Regions from separate parts of the Homo sapiens genome. Here regions 1 and 2 are each linked to region 3. A link is a contact called in ENCODE Hi-C or POLR2A ChIA-PET data. All regions are on one chromosome and are shown on one strand. Each heading gives the region's core, a stretch centred on a gene start or an enhancer-like site at or near the end of the contact. The rest is flanking DNA. Distances are from core to core; before and after follow the strand shown.

Region 1 (4,082 bases), core at 955-3,454, 120 kb after region 3:
ACAGAGACGTAGCTTGCCTATAACATCATATAGGAATGATCTTAAGGGCTAATATAAGAAGCATGAATTTTATCTGGAGAGCCGAGAGCACCCCCCTCACTCTACTTAACAGAGAGGAGGTGGGCACAGACTTCTGATTTAGAAAGTCTTCTTGGATGCAGGGTGGACCGAGGTCGGAGAGGGGAAAAGAAACTAGAACCTGACTCAGATATCTGTCCAAGGAAGACCTGAACAGAGACAGTGGGGATAGACAGCAGAGGACTATCCCACAATTCCTCATGTTTGTGGATAAGAAATTGTCCCTCACGCGGATCACGAGGTCAGGAGATCGAGACCACCCTGGCTAACACGGTGAAACCCCGTCTCTACTAAAAATACCAAAAAAATTAGCCGGGCGTGGTGGCAGGCGCTTGTAGTCCCAGCTACTCAGGAGGCTGAAGCAGGAGAATGGCATGAACCCAGGAGGTGGAGCTTGCAGTGAGTTGAGATCATGCCACTGCACTCCAGCCTGGGTGACAGAGCGAGACTCCGTCTCAAAAAAAAAAAAAAAAAAAAAAAAAAAAAAAAAAATTCGCCGGGCGTGGTGGCTCATGCCTGTAATCCCAGCACTTTGGGAGGCTGAGGTGGGCGGATCACCTGAGGTCAGGAGTTTGAGACCAGCCTGACCAACATGGAGAAACCCTGTCTCTACTAAAAATACAAAAAAAAATTAGCCAGGCTTGATGGCTCATGCCTGTAATCCCAGCTACTCGGGAGGCTGACGCGGGAGACTTGCTTGAACCTGGGCGGCGGAGGTTGTGGTGAGCCGAGATCACGCCATTGCACTCCAGCCTGGGCAACAAGGGCAAAACTCCGTCTCAAAAAAAAAAAAGAAAAAAGAAATTGTCCCTCACATGTCTCTGCTTCCTCTGTCTGTCAAGGCAGAATATATTTCAATCTTCCTGCCTCAGGAATTGCGTGAAAATTAATGGGACAGAGGCCCAGCTGGCTTTCATCTGCTAAACAACACCCTTGCACGACTGGTGGTGCACATTAAATGCTGAACATATAAAATGTGCTTTGATGGAGGACCTGGGAATAATTATAGCTTGCTAATTATTGTTAATTTTACCACAGCTTTGAAACTCTAGACTTTCTCAATGACTCAAAAAGAGATTGCAACCCCTGTATGCCATGAAACTAGCCACACAGTGGCAGACAAGCAATTTCTCACAGGCTCCATTCTTTCATTATTTACATGGTTCAGCTACTTACGTGGGATACAGGAAAAGAAAAGCAACGATTTGCTGTGTTAGAATCAAATTGTACAAAAAACTCTTTACAGTCTTGCTGGCTCTTTAAGAATTTGTTCCTGTTTGTCTCTTTATAGCCAGTGCACAAATAAATATTATGTGCGTGTGTGCCTGTGTGTGTGCGCTTGTGTGAGGTACAGAAAATTAGTGTTTAACAGAACTTTTAACCCTCTGGACACCAGGATACCTGTGTTTTACCCTTGATATGGTGAGTAACAGAACTGCTTCCCTAACTTCCCTTCAGATTCTGTGTCACTTCGTGTCCACAAACACTTTATTTAAGGTCTCATCACTCCTAGGCAGGGTGCCAAAGACCCCTCTCAGAAATATGAGGAAGTTGATAGCAGTGTGACTTCAGGTCTTTAAGCCTCATCAGTACCACCTATAAAACGGGTCTGATAGTCCCTACCTGTCAGGACTGGTGTTAGGATGAGATAATGTTTGTGAACTGTAAACTATATAAACGTGTGCTACTGTGAGAACTGGACAAAGAAGAGAGGGAGTGAGAGAAATTAAGGGAGGGCTGGGGCTGGGAAAGAACGAAAAGGGAGTCGCGTATAGAGGAGAGCGCGACAGTCGCGAGCCACACTTTGCAATGAAACTCTTTAGACTTTCTGCCGGGAGAGCGGCCCAGACGCGCCAGGTCTGTAGCAGGAGGCCGCGCCGAGGGCGGGTCCCCAGAAGCCTACAGGTGAGTATCGGTTCTCCCCTTCCCGGCTTTCGGTCCGGAGGAGGCGGGAGCAGCTTCCCTGTTCTGATCCTATCGCGGGCGGCGCAGGGCCGGCTTGGCCTTCCGTGGGACGGGGAGGGGGGCGGGATGTGTCACCCAAATACCAGTGGGGACGGTCGGTGGTGGAACCAGCCGGGCAGGTCGGGTAGAGTATAAGAGCCGGAGGGAGCGGCCGGGCGGCAGACGCCTGCAGACCATCCCAGACGCCGGAGCCCGAGCCCCGACGAGTCCCCGCGCCTCATCCGCCCGCGTCCGGTCCGCGTTCCTCCGCCCCACCATGGCTCGGGGCCCCGGCCTCGCGCCGCCACCGCTGCGGCTGCCGCTGCTGCTGCTGGTGCTGGCGGCGGTGACCGGCCACACGGCCGCGCAGGACAACTGCACGTGTCCCACCAACAAGATGACCGTGTGCAGCCCCGACGGCCCCGGCGGCCGCTGCCAGTGCCGCGCGCTGGGCTCGGGCATGGCGGTCGACTGCTCCACGCTGACCTCCAAGTGTCTGCTGCTCAAGGCGCGCATGAGCGCCCCCAAGAACGCCCGCACGCTGGTGCGGCCGAGTGAGCACGCGCTCGTGGACAACGATGGCCTCTACGACCCCGACTGCGACCCCGAGGGCCGCTTCAAGGCGCGCCAGTGCAACCAGACGTCGGTGTGCTGGTGCGTGAACTCGGTGGGCGTGCGCCGCACGGACAAGGGCGACCTGAGCCTACGCTGCGATGAGCTGGTGCGCACCCACCACATCCTCATTGACCTGCGCCACCGCCCCACCGCCGGCGCCTTCAACCACTCAGACCTGGACGCCGAGCTGAGGCGGCTCTTCCGCGAGCGCTATCGGCTGCACCCCAAGTTCGTGGCGGCCGTGCACTACGAGCAGCCCACCATCCAGATCGAGCTGCGGCAGAACACGTCTCAGAAGGCCGCCGGTGACGTGGATATCGGCGATGCCGCCTACTACTTCGAGAGGGACATCAAGGGCGAGTCTCTATTCCAGGGCCGCGGCGGCCTGGACTTGCGCGTGCGCGGAGAACCCCTGCAGGTGGAGCGCACGCTCATCTATTACCTGGACGAGATTCCCCCGAAGTTCTCCATGAAGCGCCTCACCGCCGGCCTCATCGCCGTCATCGTGGTGGTCGTGGTGGCCCTCGTCGCCGGCATGGCCGTCCTGGTGATCACCAACCGGAGAAAGTCGGGGAAGTACAAGAAGGTGGAGATCAAGGAACTGGGGGAGTTGAGAAAGGAACCGAGCTTGTAGGTACCCGGCGGGGCAGGGGATGGGGTGGGGTACCGGATTTCGGTATCGTCCCAGACCCAAGTGAGTCACGCTTCCTGATTCCTCGGCGCAAAGGAGACGTTTATCCTTTCAAATTCCTGCCTTCCCCCTCCCTTTTGCGCACACACCAGGTTTAATAGATCCTGGCCTCAGGGTCTCCTTTCTTTCTCACTTCTGTCTTGAAGGAAGCATTTCTAAAATGTATCCCCTTTCGGTCCAACAACAGGAAACCTGACTGGGGCAGTGAAGGAAGGGATGGCATAGCGTTATGTGTAAAAAACAAGTATCTGTATGACAACCCGGGATCGTTTGCAAGTAACTGAATCCATTGCGACATTGTGAAGGCTTAAATGAGTTTAGATGGGAAATAGCGTTGTTATCGCCTTGGGTTTAAATTATTTGATGAGTTCCACTTGTATCATGGCCTACCCGAGGAGAAGAGGAGTTTGTTAACTGGGCCTATGTAGTAGCCTCATTTACCATCGTTTGTATTACTGACCACATATGCTTGTCACTGGGAAAGAAGCCTGTTTCAGCTGCCTGAACGCAGTTTGGATGTCTTTGAGGACAGACATTGCCCGGAAACTCAGTCTATTTATTCTTCAGCTTGCCCTTACTGCCACTGATATTGGTAATGTTCTTTTTTGTAAAATGTTTGTACATATGTTGTCTTTGATAATGTTGCTGTAATTTTTTAAAATAAAACACGAATTTAATAAAATATGGGAAAGGCACAAACCAGAAGTCGGCATTTGTGAAAAGTCCCTCCAGATTTCTATCACATTGGTCTCTA
Region 2 (3,989 bases), core at 978-3,477, 110 kb before region 3:
TCCTTCCCCTGCCTCTTTGGGCCTGGTTGGGTAAGATGGCCAGCAATGAGCAGGAAGAGTAGGGACAGAGAAGGGTATAGGAGAGCCACTCCAGATGTGGCTGGCATTTTGAAATGGAAAACAAAACCAAAAAAAAAAAAGCATTACAAAAAGAGAAACTCCCTCCCCTCCTTCCCTCCTCATTCATCTGTCAAAATGTCATATAAAGAAGGAAGAAGATAAAGTGAAGCAGTCTATATCTGAGACAGATTGGAATTTTAGAATTATATGGGCAACTATTTTGCATAATGCAGAGAGCTTTTTACCAGCTTTGTCCTATTTTACCTGCACACCATCTTAGTGAAGAAGACATAGCTAGTCCACTCTCAGTAGTGAAACTGAGGATAAGGAAAGTGTAGCCATTTGCCTGAGATCATACAAAAAGGAAATACCAGATATAGAGCTCAAAACTGAGCCTTTCTACCCTAGATCCCATATTCTTTCTGTTATGAAAGCCATTTCTCCACAGGACAAAGAAGAGAAATTCCAAATGATTAGGCCATCTCTCCTCTATTCTGCCTGTACTCTGACAACCTATACATCTGGAAAACCTAAGCAGTATATACACAGGGCTATTCACTTTGTAATCATTCATCAAAATGCACCTCTTATGACTTGTATGCATTTCTGTATATATGTTATGCTTCTTTTTTTAAAAAAAGGATCAAATAAAATTCTATTAGAAAATCACTTTTCTCAAAAGACCTTCTCCAATTTTTATTTTTAACATACAGATCTAGTCATGTCACTCCCCTCCCTACAGTCTTTCTATGGCTCTCCATAGCTTTCTGTGGTTTTCAGCATCCCATTCAATCTGATCCCTTGTGCACCTCTCCAGCCCCCTACATAGTGCAGAACCTATACAGGCCAGCCTGTCTTTCCTCCATTCCTTCTTCCTAGAACCATTCCCGCTTGGGCCTGGCCAGCTCCTACTCCCTCAACCTTTAGGCCTTGGAAGGGATAATACTTCCTGCAGAAAGCCCTCTCTGAACACCAGCCCCGAGGTTGTAACTCAGACCTGCTAATGCCCATCGCATCAGGGGTCTACTTCTACCACAGCTCCTACCATGCTCAACAATAAATGTCCATTTCTCTGTTCATTGAAGCAGTCTGTGAACTCCTTGAAGGCAGAGACTGTGCTTCCTCATTTCTATCTCCAGCACCCAGCATAGCAGGGGCTCAGTGAATATTTCTGGATCAAAAAATTAATGGATCAACCCCCTACTAACCACCTTCAAATAAGATTTGTCTTACAAACTCTACTTGAAACTTTTTTTGTTCATCTGTGTGTGCTCTTCCTTTCCCTAATCTGAAATTCCTGGAGGCCACTGTAGCTGGGTTAAATTGGGACCCCAAAAAAGATGTCAAAACCCTAAACCCCAAACCCCAACACTTATGAATGTGAACTTATTTAGAAATAGGGTCCTTGCAGATGTAATTAAGTTAAGGATCTCAAGATGAAAACATTTTGAATTTAGGGTAGACCCTAAATCCAATGATTGGTTTCCTTATTAGAGAAAGGTGAGGGAGATTTGAGACACAGAGACACACAGTAGGGAAGATCATGTGAAGACAGAGGCGCGGAACGGAGCTGTGCTTCCACAAGCCAAGCAACACCAGGAGTCGCCAGAAGCTGCAAAAGGCAGAGAGTGGATTCTTCCTTAGGGCCCTTGGAGGGAGCGTGGCCCTGCCAACATTTTGATTTCAAATGCTTTGCCCTCTAGAACTGTGAGCGAATACATTTCTGTGGCTTTAAGCTACAAAGCTTGTGGTCATTTGTTACAGCAGCCACAGGGCACCAATAGCAGCAGTAACTATGCCTCTCGCTGGCTTGATGCTCCACCCACCCCTGAATCTTCCACCTTGCTGTACGCATAGTAGGGCCTCCATAAAAGCCCTTGTGAGAGACTGATTAGGAAAGGCCTTGTCATGAGCCATCCTCTGTTTTCAGCTGGGTTGCCTATCCTAATGGTTAACCAAAGCCAAAGAAAGTTCATGAAGACAGCACAGTCAGGTGCATCAGTTAGCATGGCCGGTGACTAGCATCTATTGAGTGCTCACCCTGGGCTAGACATTCTACCCATGCTGTCTCACTTAGGCATCTTTCATTCAACACGTTATTGAGCACCTGTTTTCAAGTAGGTCTATTCTACAAAAGAGGAAACTGAAGCTCAGGGAGGTGGGGTAACATGCTTGAGATCTCACAGTAAACAAGTGGTGGTGTCAGGACTGGAACTTTGGACTCCGGATGTTATTTTTCACTTTTCTAAGCTACCACGGTTTACGACATGAACAGAATTAAGACAGAGAACATGAAGGGAAGGGAGAAAAAGGGTGGAGAAGAGTGATTCAGTGCTGGCAGACATTGTGCTTTTGTTTTCATAGTCTGGGAGCAATTAGGTAGCACACCTGTGACTTTCAATTTGTTGTGGTGGGGCTAAATTTAAACCTTGAGTCATCTTTATCCGTAATCGATATGTATCTATATGAGCAAAATTAATCATATTGTAAAGCTGCCATGGGAATTCTAGACAACATCACAACTATGGTACAAACCACAAGCATGAAAGCCAGGCACGCCATTGCTGCAGACGAAACAGCGTTGGTCCCAAAGGTATGTGTGTGAAGGGCCCCTGAGCAGCCACCTAATTCTCCTCATCACCCTGGTCTGGTTAAGATAAAAGTTGATCAGTGACCCATTCAGGCCCCAAATCACCTGGAGCGTCAGTGCAGGCTCTTCCGTGCCATTTCATAAAGGGGACACACACATTCACAAAATCCAGCAAATATTTATTGAGCACTTACTGTGCTCCAGGTTCTGGGGACACAGCAGAAAACAAAACCAAGTCTGCTCTTATAGAGGTCACGTGCTGCTCAGGGGAGAGAGAAAATAAATAAGTAAATGAATAAGTGTCTAATATGCCACTGATAAGAGAAAAGAGGAAAACTAAAACGGAGGACTGGGAGTGCTTGGGTTTTTTTTTTTAATATTAAGTCATCAGGGAAGGCCTTTCTGATATGGTGCCATGTGGGCAGAGGCCTAAGGAAGTGAGAGGATGAAGCCTACAGATATCTGGAGGAAGAGAGAACTATATATGTGTGTGTGTGTATGTGTGTGTGTATATATGTGTGTGTATGTGTGTGTTTTTGTGTGTGTGTGTGTGTGTGTGTATATATATATATACACACAGACAGATGTATATATTTATAAAAGACCCAAAGCAAGAATGTGCTTGAATGTTCCAGTAACAGCCAGAAGGCCTTTGAGGCTGGAGCAGACTGAGCTAAGAGGGAGGTCAGGGAGTGCCAGAAGACAGGTCACACAGAGCCTTGCAGGCCATGGTGATGAGAAGCCACCGGAGGGAGTGGCACAGAGGAGCAGCAAGGTCTGGTTCAGGTTACAGAAGGACTGCCCTGCATGGAGAATGAAACAACAGGGACAGATAGAGGCAAGGAGACAAGTTAGAAAGCTGCTGCCACAATCCAGGAGACAATGGCTGGTGACCTGGACAGAGGGCTTCAATCACAGTAGATAGAAGCTGACCAAAAAGGTAAAAGAAAGGAAAGTGTTATGAAAAGGGAGAAGGAAAATAGTGGAAAGAGGGAAAAATGGAGTATGAGACAAAAGAATGTATTTTACATATCAAACAAGAACTGAGTCACCAATTATTAAATGTAAGACCCTAGGATGGGAATAAGGGGAAAAAGAACCAACCTTCGCTGGATCCCTCCTGTGTGTTACTGCTGCACCAGGTCTCATGGGTCCCACCTTGTGGTATCGCAATCATTTTAGGTAGAAATCAGGAGCCTTGATTGTGTAAATGAGGAATCTGAGGTCCAGAAAAGGTATATAGTTTCTGTAAGGTCAGACAGCCAATATGGGAGTGCTGGAATCAGAATCGAGTATCTAAGTCCAAAGCCTGCTCCTTCCAAACCTCATTCTGGCTGAG
Region 3 (3,779 bases), core at 1,084-3,583:
CATGTATATCCAGACAGCCCTGCCAGGGTCCCCATCCCTGCCTGCTATGTAAAATCAGTGAAAAGCATACCATTTTACATTTGTTTTGATGATTTAGCCCATTACATCTTTTTTTTTTTTTTTTGAGACGGATTCTGGCTCTGTCGCCCAGGCTGGAGTGTGGTGGCGCGATCTCCGTTCACTGCAAGCTCCGCCTCCTGGGTTCGCGCCATTCTCCTGCCTCAGCCTCCCGAGTACCTGGGACTACAGGTGCCCACCAACACGCCCAGCTAATCTTTTGTATTTTTAGTACAGACGGGGTTTCACCGTGTTAGCCAGGATGGTCTCAATCTCCTGACCTGGTAATCCACCCGCCTTGGCCTCCCAAAGTGCTGGGATTACAGGTGTGAGCCACCGCGCCCGGCCAGCCCATTACATCTTTTTAAGAAACCCTAATTTTGCTCTAAATTAAATTCAACAGACATCTTTAAGTGCCTACTCTGTTCCAGGCATGGTGTTACCAGTGGGACTGGTTACTGGATAAGCCCACTGACAACAGAAGCAGCACTCCCATGGTGGCCTGAGAATGGGCCCTAGCAGTGTTTGGTTTCTGAACTGGGCTCTCCCTCTTTGCAATTCTTTCTCTCCATCTTTTGCCATCATATTCAGAGTGCAGCCTGAGAACAAAGGTGAGATGGGACAAATTGGGAATAGTGTGAGAAGTGAGGTCATTTAATTAATTAATTAATTCATTCATTCCTCTGTTCAATAGTTATTGAGCACCTGCTATGTGTCACTATGCTGAATATTGGTAGTGTAAGGACTAGCAGACGTGGTCTTTGTCCTTAAGGAATTCACAGTCCAGTGCAGAAGGCAGACGGATGAAAAATTACAAGGTGTGAGTGATAGCTGCTAAGGCAGGGGAATGCAGAAGGGTTTTTTTTTCTTTTCTTTTTTTTTGAGATGGAATCCCGCTCTGTCACCCAGGCTGGAATGCAATGGCGTGATCTCGGCTCACTGCAACCTCTGCCTCCTGGGTTCAAGCGATTCTTGTGCCTCAGCCTCCTGAGTAGCTGGGACTACAGTTGCCCACCACTACGCCCAGCTAATTTTTGTATTTTTAGTAGAAACGGGGTTTCACCATGTTGGTCAGGCTGGTCTCGAACTCCTGACCTTGTGATCCGCCCTCCCTGGCCTCCCAAAGTGCTGGGATTACAGGTGTGAGCCACCGCATCTGGCTGTCAGTATCTAATTTCTTGAGAAACTATAAACTAGACAGAAGTGGTGTTTATCCTCCAATTTCTAACAACATGATTGTTACATGGTGAGCACTCAGTAGAGGGTCAACAAAGCCTGGATTCTACTCCTGGCTCTGTCTTTGAAGCTACCTGTCCTTGGACAGTCATTTCAGCTCTCCAGGCCTCAGTTACCTCACCTGTAAAGTATAACTGGTGATATTAGCTCTGCCTACCTCACTGGGACACTGTAAGGATTAATGGTCATGAGCGTGATTTTTAAATTGCAAAGACGTCTACAAAATAAATTACACAATCATAAGTTATATTCTTAAATATTTGTTGAATTTTAAAATAAAAGTTGTTCAGCACTTAGGTGAAATGCTGAACGACTTCACATAAGTGCTGCACGACCCTTTTCTTTAAAAAACAAAGAGAGAGACTTAAATAACCAGCAGGTATGCAACCTTCAGTTCACAAAGCGGGTCTAGCTTGACTTTTTCATCAGTCCAGAAAGATACTGCTGTTATCCCCATTTTATCAGTGAGAGCAGTGAGGTCCCAAAGAATGTGTGCAAGAACAGAAGCTCTTAGAAGCTCAGGAGGGCCCGGGCGCGGTGGCTCACGCCTGTAATCTCAGAGCTTTGGGAGGCCGAGGCGGGCGGATCACCTGAGGTCGGGAGGTCGGGAGTTCGAGACCAGCTGGGCAACATGGTGAAACCCTGTATCTACTAAAAATACAAAAATTAGCCGGGCGTGGTGGCGCATGCCTGTAATCCCAGCTACTTGGGAGGCTGAGGCAGGAGAATCGCTTGAACCCGGGAGGTGGAGGTTGCAGTGAGCTGAGATACGCGCCATTGCACCCAAGCCTGGGCAACAAGAGTGAAACTCCCTCTCAAAAAAAAAAAGCTCAGGCGTGGGCCACTTCCCAAGGTCTCTACATGTCAACAAGTTAGAAAGGACCAAGCCCCAGGCCTCTGGGGGCGCCTTTGCTCTGGAAACCCCGCCTCCCGGCACGGGAGGGGCCGGACGACGCTTCAATCCCGCCCCGTGACGCGTTAGGCCCTGCCCCCGGGCCATCTTCGTCTCGCGGGATCTCTCGGGAGGACGGACGGGGTCAGGTCCCATCATGGCGGCTGAAGAGGCGGATGTGGATATCGAAGGGGACGTGGTAGCGGCGGCGGGGGCACAGCCAGGGTGAGGCTTAGAGACCGGGTCTCTCTGGGGCGGAGAGGGGAGTGGATTGAAGGAGCGGGCCCTGGGAAAGCTGCAGGTCCGGCAAGGGAAAAGGGAACAGAAGACTGTCCCCTGGGCCAGGGTCTCTTGTTGGCCTGGGAGGCACCTCGCCCGCCGGCTTGTCCCAAGCCCAGCGGGCAGGGCGGTTACCTGGAGCTCAGGTACTCCTGGGTCGCTTTCACCTTTTGCCGGATGCTGTGAGGGCACCGATTTCGCCTACCACATTGCGTTTGATTTACATTTAGATTCCTTCTTCCGTTCCCTCCTTTTCAGGATCTCATCGACAGTAACTAGAACAAGAGCGGCTACGGACGAGACCTGAGGTCAGGGACTCTTGTTCTATGGCTTGCTAGCCGTGTGACCTTGGGCGAGTCGTTTCATCCCTTCTTCCACATGGGGATAGTTGTAAAACTTCCCGAGAAGCAGGTTGACTTAAATGGGCCAGGTTTTAGAGTTGGACAGTTCTGGGTTTTCCTTCTGCATTTGCTCGCCCTACCAGTTAATAGCAATGTGACCTTGGGCAAGACACTTAACTTGTCTGAGCCTCAGACTGCTCATATTTAAACTGGGAGTCATGATATGTAATTGGGAGGATCAAATGAAATGATTATGAGATATGCTTTAGCATACGGTAGGTGCCCTCTGAATGTATTCTTTACCATCCTGTTACCCTCGGGGACAGTACTGTGAGAATCCAGTAAGGGATCACATTTTTTAAAATACCTGTTCCAGCAGAACAAACAGCCCAGTGTGATTTGACACAGAACCTCCTTTGACTCCTTGCTTTCTGAATCAAAAATGAGTCTCCTTTTAGTCATGAAGAGTCCTAGACTAGCCAGGAATCAGAAAGCCTGAGTTCTAAAGTCAGCCAGCTATGTTGTTTATAATTATGTACAATTTCCTTAGAACTGTATTAGCTTGAACCATATGAAATTGCCAATATTTAGACCATTTTTGTTCTATAAAGCGGCAACTTCATGTAGTTCAGCCTAATATTAGGGCCTCTGTGAACAGGGGAGAAGTACTAACCCAGCGCTTGAGGCACTAAGATAGTGTGTTTAGAAGTGTATCATGAACTCTAAAGCCCTATAAAGACGTGAGGGGTGATTAAACTCATATGGTCATTGTCCCTCAAAGCTTTGCAGATGAGTAGGGAGCCCTTAATAACAATACTTGTTGACATTCATTTAGTGTTTAAATCTTGACCAAGTGCTTTTGCATGTTTGATTTAATTTACTTTTCGCAACAAGTTAATGAAATAGGTTGGCAGGGATACTTATCTGCAGTCTAGAAAGAAATGAGCTGGCCTTGGAAACACTGAAGATTGGTC

What was found. Hi-C counts contacts between places; a loop is a spot of excess contacts on that map. ChIA-PET counts read pairs that join two places held with the same protein, here RNA polymerase II (POLR2A). Pooled maps may share reads with other maps.
Region 1: a pooled map shows a loop between it and region 3 (8-fold over the local background). The contact joins the promoter of TACSTD2 here to the promoter of MYSM1 in region 3. A Hi-C loop is called at or near these places in 6 of 50 pooled maps. POLR2A ChIA-PET finds 5 or more read pairs at or near these places in 5 of 52 experiments (A673, H1, MCF 10A and 2 more).
Region 2: a loop to region 3 is called in a pooled map, with 2.3 times the contacts of the local background. The contact joins the enhancer-like site here to the promoter of MYSM1 in region 3. A Hi-C loop is called at or near these places in 1 of 168 maps with a recorded cell type or tissue (naive thymus-derived CD4-positive, alpha-beta T cell), 1 of 37 single-sample maps with no recorded cell type and 11 of 50 pooled maps. POLR2A ChIA-PET finds 5 or more read pairs at or near these places in 4 of 52 experiments (BJ, H1, T-cell and 1 more).

What each region holds. Positions count from the first base shown.
Region 1 is chr1:58,575,374-58,579,455 of GRCh38, reverse strand. TACSTD2 (tumor associated calcium signal transducer 2) reads left to right here and starts at 2,204. Exons shown (of 1, transcript NM_002353.3): 1 at 2,204-4,023. The coding sequence starts at 2,300. The coding sequence ends at 3,271. RefSeq lists enhancers at 2,046-2,740, 2,741-3,436.
Region 2 is chr1:58,804,454-58,808,442 of GRCh38, reverse strand. The region is part of intron 1 of JUN-DT (JUN divergent transcript); the gene reads right to left. Among named protein-coding and RNA genes, the nearest start is that of JUN-DT, 21 kb to the right of the region's middle. RefSeq lists a silencer at 3,252-3,546. Within about 2 kb of position 2,227, at least 7 of the 41 ENCODE cell types and tissues checked have a DNase peak (open chromatin) inside an H3K27ac peak, as active enhancers do.
Region 3 is chr1:58,698,616-58,702,394 of GRCh38, reverse strand. It overlaps MYSM1 (Myb like, SWIRM and MPN domains 1), which reads left to right and starts at 2,333. Exons shown (of 20, transcript NM_001085487.3): 1 at 2,333-2,410. The coding sequence starts at 2,343. RefSeq lists enhancers at 2,159-2,568, 2,779-2,838.